Regions from separate parts of the Mus musculus genome. Here regions 2 and 3 are each linked to region 1. A link is a loop called in an ENCODE intact Hi-C map of the cell type or tissue named here. Cell type or tissue: left cerebral cortex. All regions are shown on one strand.

Region 1 (2,500 bases):
AATGAAACCACCTCAGGAAGATCATCTACCAGCCCTTAGCCTTTCCAGTGTGGGAGATGAGTCCACTAAACTAAAGACTGTGTGTTGTAAGACTATCTACTAACTAACAATAGAAGTATATACATTTCCTCTGATTGGAAAATGTTAACTGAGTGCCTATAAGGTACTATCTAGAATTCTAGAATACTACTCTAGCAAAATCAATTAAAAGACAATAAAGTTTTAGTTCTTTGTCCTAGAAATCGTTGTGAGCTACCATGATAAGCTTAGAAGTCTGCTTGCTAGCCCCTATTTGCTACTGATTTCAAATAAGAAATACAGCACCTGTCCCAGCTTCACACAAATTTCTCACAAAGTTAATATTGGGGACTGACTAACCTAAGAATCACTGATCAGTATCCTAAAAGCTTATGCTTAAAACCTGTGGGAATTCTCTAGATTGTTCCAGTCTATACACAAAAGATGGCACTTCTATCCACTACCCTACAGTGTGCACTTAACTTCATATACAATCTAAGTAACATATACTTATGGAGTATATGATAAGTGTCAGGCATGATCCCAGTTTAGGGGGACATATACTGGCTTCCTAGAGCAAACAGTTGGAGAGTTAAATGCTATTGCTTATTATCAGTGACACAAGGTGAGTAAGCAGAGCTTAGCAGCTGAGGGTACTGTGAACATAGTAGGGTAAGAGAATACTCCTCTGAAATAATTCTAGAACTGATACCTGGAGAAACCACCCATCTAATAGGCTAGGAAAACCATAATGCACTTAGTGTTCCAGAATGGCAAGTGTCTAGAGGTGAACATTCTTCTCAGGTGGACAGTTTGGCTAAGTTAGGGAGTGAAAAAGTAACAGACCTAAAATGCTAGGGTCAAATCATTCAGTGCCTCAAGGTCTGTGGCCAGGAATCCAGAATTTACACTCAGCACTGAGACACAAGCAAATGGTTTTCATCAGACAAGTAACAAGGTCAGGTTTACACAGTAGTTTGCCACACATTCTTCTAGACGTGTGTGTATGGGGTGCTGTGACTGCAGTGCTTGGGAGTAAGAGGGCAGTCAGGGTGAGGAAATGATGCAGCCTGATTTGACCCATGCAGGGATTAGACCCTTGGCCTGACTAATTAGAACAGTGCCATTTATATCAGGCTCTGAAATAAATGAAGCTCTTGCTGCCGATAGTTGGTTTGCCCTCATTTACTGCAAGTGAAAGGTCTTATTCTTCATGACTCATCCACAAACCCTGCTGATCTCTCTAATTAAAAAGTTTTCAAAGAAGTTGATACATTAGTTATTATGATCCTAGACACACCAGGCATAAATCCTCCCTGCCACCTATATATATGGCAGGACTTCACTGCGGCATCGTTCATCAACATGAGGGGTATTCTTCAATATAATTTTCACGACACCATCTGCCATGCTCTTTTTTTCAACCTTTGTTGGTGAAGTGACTGCTCAGTGATTATGAATATGTATCTGGCATCTTTTTAAAATAAATCCTTGACAGAGACTCAAGAGGAAAGAGTCATAAAAAAAAAATGTGTCAACTAGCAGATTCTGTGGCATAGGAGTACACTGCAGGTTAGTCTATTTTACACCAAAATTGATGTCACAGGGGATGGGGGCAAGCTGAATTTGTAGCCATCCTTGTCCTCAGCAAGTCAACCTACTCATTTCAGTAACTTTTTAGGCATTATAATTTTTTAGCAGTATAATTGGTCATATGTTGTGAACTATTAAAGGAGCAAAACAAAAGCAATGCTGAATTAAGCCATACCTCTATTAACCTTAACCATATCTATCTTGAACCTCCAAGGCTGTATCCATCCTGAGATAAATTTATCTAGTTAATCCAGCCACATGACCCATTCATATTTTTTTAAGACTTGGCCTCTGGTATGAAGTGTAAGAAAACAAGGCTGTGACCCATTTGTCTGTTTACTCTCCAAAACTATTTAATAAACAGAGGAAGGGACTTTAGTGCAAGGAGTTTATTCTGACCTCCCGTTTACGCAGCAAGTGCAAAAACAAGGAGGAAATGAAACACTGGAAAGCACTGTGGTCAACTGGAGCTCAGTGCAGCTGACGCTAATTCTCAAGGGCCCAGGAGAAGTCCACCTAAGAATTACTTCTGAAGACCAGGGAGCCTAGGCATTTATCCTACTTGCCATTAGTTGAGGATTGCCCCCAGGGTATTTACTCCCTCCTAGTTCTGTGCTGTGTAAAAGGTACACTAAGAGCTCCAGGGGCTTAAAAACCCCGAGGCAAAAGTGAAGAGGCAGAAGATGCTTAAGGTAGGATGCAAATGGAGGCATCTTCTCTCTCAGTGTCACAGACAGAGTGATCAGCTGACCCAAACCTGGCAATTTTCTAAGTATTAAATGAACTAAGTGCCCTGAACAGGGTGGGAACACACTACAGTCAAACACAAGATGCCCAACTCTCAAAGAGCTTAACCTCGTAGAGATCACTGGCTAATGCAAACTCATGA
Region 2 (2,500 bases), 300 kb after region 1:
AAGAAAAAGCTGCATGTGGTGGTGCACACTTGTAATCTCAGTGCTGGGGAGGCAGAGACAAACAGATCCCTGGAGCTCTCTAGCCTACTTGGCAAGCTTCAGACCAGTCTCAAAAAAAGGTGGACAACAGCAGAGGAAAGACGCCCAAGGTTAACCTCTACACATATACATACACATATACATACATACATACATACATACATACACACGCATACACACACACACACACACACACACACGTCAACACATAATAAAAAGAAATAAAAGTTGGACTTGCTCACCCTGAGTGGACGAGCCAATATGTTTGCTGGTCCATTATTGGTATGAAGGAGATACACATTTAATAAATGCAATGTAAACCAGCCAGGCGTGGTGGCGCACGCCCTTAATCCCAGCACTTGGGAGGCAGGAGCAGGCAGATTTCTGAGTTCAAGGCCAGCCAGCCTGGTCTACAAAGTGAGTTCAAGGACAGCCAGAACTACAGAGAGAAACCCTGTCTCGAGAAAGAAAAAGAAAGAAAGAAAGAAAGAAAGAAAGAAAGGAAGGAAGGAAGGAAGGAAGGAAGGAAGGAAGGAAGGAAGGAAGGAAGGAAGGAAGGAAGGAAGAAAGAAAGAAATAGAAACAAGCCAACCATGCTCACATCTCAAGGGAACTGTTCTTTATAAGTATGAAAAACAGATGCCACCCTTGCCTGCAAGGTAGAGAACACAAATGAAACCAGGGGTGGCACTCAGTCTTCACAGAATATGGCAAGAAGAACATGGCATGATGCAGCCAGAGACGGTGGCCAAGTCCTAGAAGGACCTTAATTGTCTAGAAGACTTGAATGCGTCTGAGACAGAGTCACTTCTCAGCACAGACTGATGAAGGCACCAAACTTCCACTGGTGCTCAGCCAGCAGAACTCTGATGGCTGGAAAGCTGTAAACTAGAGATGAGACTGGAGTCTTTAAAGGCAAAGGACTAAGCTTTAAAGAAAGAGAACGAGGCCTGAAAAGTTACGCAAGCAAGCTGTGACTGTGTTCTCCGTGGGAAGCCGAGGTTCGTCAGAGTTGAGCTGGAAGCTATAAATGTGAAAAATGGAATAAAGTACAACCATTCTGTGTTTACACTCTGAGAGAGAAGGCATATGAACCAGTTACATATGCCACCTCCACAGGCTGGAAGACAGGCTTTAAATGGAGACTGCTTTCTCCCATCCACTGGTTTTATTTGGGAAGCCTACTTCCTAGGATTCCTCTCTATGGATACATTAAAAATCACTGTCCCAGATGGTATACACGCTGAAAAACTGCATGTACTATAGTTAATGATCTATTATAGAAGGATTTTCAGAGATAATTTTGACTATGTCTTTGAGCTAACTTAACAGAATCCTTAAAGCTGTGTCTTCTAAAGGATGTGATTCCAATCTACCAAATACACAGTACAGCAATCAGAAGAAAAAGAAAAATTCTAATTTTGAAAATCGTGAAGGGCAGATTTCAAGTGTTCTAGCTCCAAAAGACAAGAATGAGAGCTGACATAGATCAGTGCCTAGGCCAGTTGTCATCATAGGGGTGTCACCCAGCAACAGCAGATGTAGAGACCCACAGCCAAACACTAGGCAGAGCCAGGAGAACCCCCATAGAAGAGGGAGAAGCCAGATTGTAGGATCCAGGGGGTTGAGGACACCAGGAGAAGAAGGCCCACAGAACCAACTAAGCAGGGCTCATAGGGGCTCACAGAGGCTGAAGTGACAAACACAGACCCTATATGGGTCTAACCTAGGTCCTCTGCATATACCTTATGGTTGTGTAGCTTGGTGTCCTTGTGGGACTACCAACAGTGGAATGGAAAGCATTTCCAACTCTTTTGCCTGAGTTTGGAACCCATTGCCTCCTACTGGGTTATCTCATCCAGCCTTGATATAAGGATTTGTAGCTAGTCTTATTGTATCTTGTATCCTATTGTATCTTATTATATCTTGTTAAGCCATGTTTGATGAGTGTCCCTGAGAGACCTGCTCATTTGCTTAAGGGAAATGCAGTGGATCTGGGGTGAAAGGGAGGTGGGGGAGGGACTGGGATGATTGGAAGGAGGGAAAACTCCAGTCAGGATGCAATGTATGAGAGAAGAATAAAATAAAAATACCAAGGCACTGATATTTTTAAAAATCTATTGGTGTATTGGTAACATTTATAATAATTATAATAAAATACAAAATTAAAGATTTTAAAAACTTATATGCCATGACCTTATATTTTAAAACCCTAATATAATAAACTGATAATAAAATATAAGATAAAATCAAAAAAGAGTATGAGATGATATGTCAATTTACTTTATTAAGCCATTCCTTTTGTGCATGTTGTGCATACGCTCGTGTGTGTGTGTGTGTGTGTGTGTGTGTGTGTGACTGTGTGACTGTGTGTCTCTGTGTCTCTGTGTGAGCCATTTAGTGCACAGATATGTTGGTTTAGAGCCTATATCCTAATGACCCCATCTTAAATTGATCATCT
Region 3 (2,500 bases), 480 kb before region 1:
CTAGAAGTTGGACAAGGTTAGAAGAGAAGATTTAAGCAAAAATAACTATATGGTAAAGCAAATGCATATCCCAGCCCTAATCAGAATCCACACAAAAGGGCAAACTTGGGGTGAAGCCAGCAGCATGTCAGACTGACAGAACTGCAAGGTAAGTTTTTTCTCTCTCTACAATTTTATATAAAAAGAAACCAAGAGAGAGAAGCCTGAGTGTTTTTTTTATATTATCATCTTGCCTTGGTAACTGGTTAGAGAACACAGTGTGGTACAGGGAACCTTGGGTTTTAGGATAGTTATTTCAGAAATTAGAGATGTTTGAGAAACTATAAGATAATTGAGATATAAAAAAAATCACAAAAATATCCTAATAATCTCTCTCATTCTATTGAAGAAGCAGAATGACTCTCTAGACTATGTAGCTTATAACAGAAGTAAATGAAAGCCTCTTCTGATAGACTTCCAATCTGACCTTCTTTCTACTCTACTTTTCTGTCCTCATTTCTAGCTACCTACAGATATCAAGGAGAAAGCAGGAAAAGACCAGATTCCAATGTTACTAAGATTCCTACTCTGTGACACACACACACACACATACACACACATACCAAATAAACAAACAAAAACTATTATCGTTTTCTCCTATTGTCCAAACAGCAAACCAAGGTACAGGTCCACCATAATACAGTGGAGTTTATTGGGCTTACAAAGTAATGGATGAGGGGTTATATGTAACAGAACAGAAGGCTTTAAAACATCCATACTTGGAAGGTCTGTATATAGAATAGATGACTACTTCCCCATGCCACATAGATGGACTCTTCTTACAATTCTATGTCCTCTTGGATGCATGTGCAGTTAGGACAGAATTGCATACAACTGGGTGGAAGGAGTAGCATGTTACTTCCATGACCATCTCTCCTCCTCCAGGAAGGTCAGTAGTCAACAATCTATGATCTTTTCCAAACAGACACTGCTGAACTCCTGAAGATGGAGGAGTTTGCCTTAAAGCCCTGTACAGTATACTTATATCAGAGTAACAAAATCCCAGATCACAGTTTTAAATAATTGGGTGATTTTATGTAGAAGTGTCTCGAGTGTGAAATACATTTAATAATTCTTGACTCCTGGATGAGAATAGGGTAATTATCACTTCACGTGAGGTATAGAAGAGACCTTAGAAGATGCATGGCTTGACTCTGACCTTGGAAACTGAAATCCAGGGAGAAGAAATGGCATAGGGACATATCTGCTGGGATGGAGAGAAAGAACTCAAATACCAGTGGCTTAATTTTCAGCATACAGCTTTTTTCTTGGTACCATTCTCCTCTCTAAAGAAGAAGTGAAACAAAAAATGATGCAAGAATCTTTATGCCTTAAATCTAAAATGAACAAAGGACAGCTACAAGTGGTGAGAGATGGTCTAGTAAAAACCTATCAGCAACAACATACAGGCAAGTTTACAGCCTTTGTAAATGCTTGCCCTACAGCAACACAGACATTCTCGGGAGAAACTGCCTTCCATCTGTTAAGCTTAGCTGATTTCCCAGACAACCCTCTCCTGCTAGAGTGCTCCTGGGAAGGATGGATCACATGGATATTCAGTGCAAGAATCAGTTCATAAACTCAGAGGACTTTCTAACTTACTAACATTTTACTTCTGAGTTGGATGCTCATTTTCCACTGTCAGCAAAATGGAGGCTGTAGCAATTCCCTGAGTCAAAATGAGCTTTCAGTCAAGTCTCATTCCCAGAAGATACAAATGATAACTATTGGTGGACAATATCATTAGTGGTTTTAATGGGCAAAGACAATAAAAAAGAAAGTGCTGGTAAATTAGATGTCTCAGCTTCTCTTTAGTGTATGATTTCATGTGCTGTGGTAACTCACGTGCTTTTATAAATCCACACCCAGCTTGGAGATCAATGAAAACTAGCCTGTGTAATGGCCTCTATACAGCCCATCAAACAGAACCCCTGGCAAATAGGAACCTGATGGCCAAGCTAATGGAGACATTATTCATGAAAATGTCTGCCTGTGTTCTGAGGAGTAAGCCTAATAAATGCACAGTTACCCACTTCAGAAAAACTTTGAGAAATAATTATATAGCAAGAGTTTTCTTTCCTTTTAAGTTTGAGAGTTACACAGACATCCGCTCAATTCTCAGCACTGACATTTTTTCTAAGAATAATCATTTTGAGGCTTTGCATAGGAAAGTTAACATACTCAACCTCCTTGGGATGGTTAATTTTAAATGTCAACTTGTCACAACCGAGAATCACCTGGGAAGAGAATCTTAGTGGGGAATTAACTAGGTCAGGGTGACCTGTGAGTAAGTTCTGGGTGATTATCTCAATTGTTAGTAGTTGATGTAGGATGACCCAGCATATCCTCCTTTAGAGTGCTGAACTGGGTAACAGCAGAGATGGCTATTGGGGTACTAAGCAAGGAGGTAGGCAACACTGGTCTATTCATTTTTCTCTCCTCCTGACTGGATATGGTACAA

The links. Hi-C counts contacts between places; a loop is a spot of excess contacts. Peaks named below come from ENCODE experiments on the same cell type or tissue, not always from the same donor. Only the 100,000 strongest peaks of a DNase experiment are listed, where the experiment ranks them.
Region 2: it touches region 1 in a loop (5-fold over the local background); 3 of 42 quality-filtered maps call a loop at or near these places.
Region 3: it touches region 1 in a loop (4-fold over the local background); 2 of 42 quality-filtered maps call a loop at or near these places.

What each region holds. Positions count from the first base shown.
Region 1 is chr6:107,725,366-107,727,865 of GRCm38, forward strand. No RefSeq gene overlaps it. Among named protein-coding and RNA genes, the nearest start is that of Gm35017, 88 kb to the right of the region's middle. In left cerebral cortex, no CTCF peak of the experiment used is centred here; a DNase peak (open chromatin) is centred at 1,451.
Region 2 is chr6:108,020,798-108,023,297 of GRCm38, forward strand. No RefSeq gene overlaps it. Among named protein-coding and RNA genes, the nearest start is that of Setmar, 43 kb to the right of the region's middle. In left cerebral cortex, no CTCF peak of the experiment used is centred here; DNase peaks (open chromatin) are centred at 1,064 and 1,524; H3K27ac peaks cover 894 bases.
Region 3 is chr6:107,241,104-107,243,603 of GRCm38, forward strand. No RefSeq gene overlaps it. Among named protein-coding and RNA genes, the nearest start is that of Gm34933, 48 kb to the left of the region's middle. In left cerebral cortex, no CTCF peak of the experiment used is centred here; a DNase peak (open chromatin) is centred at 1,535; H3K27ac peaks cover 32 bases.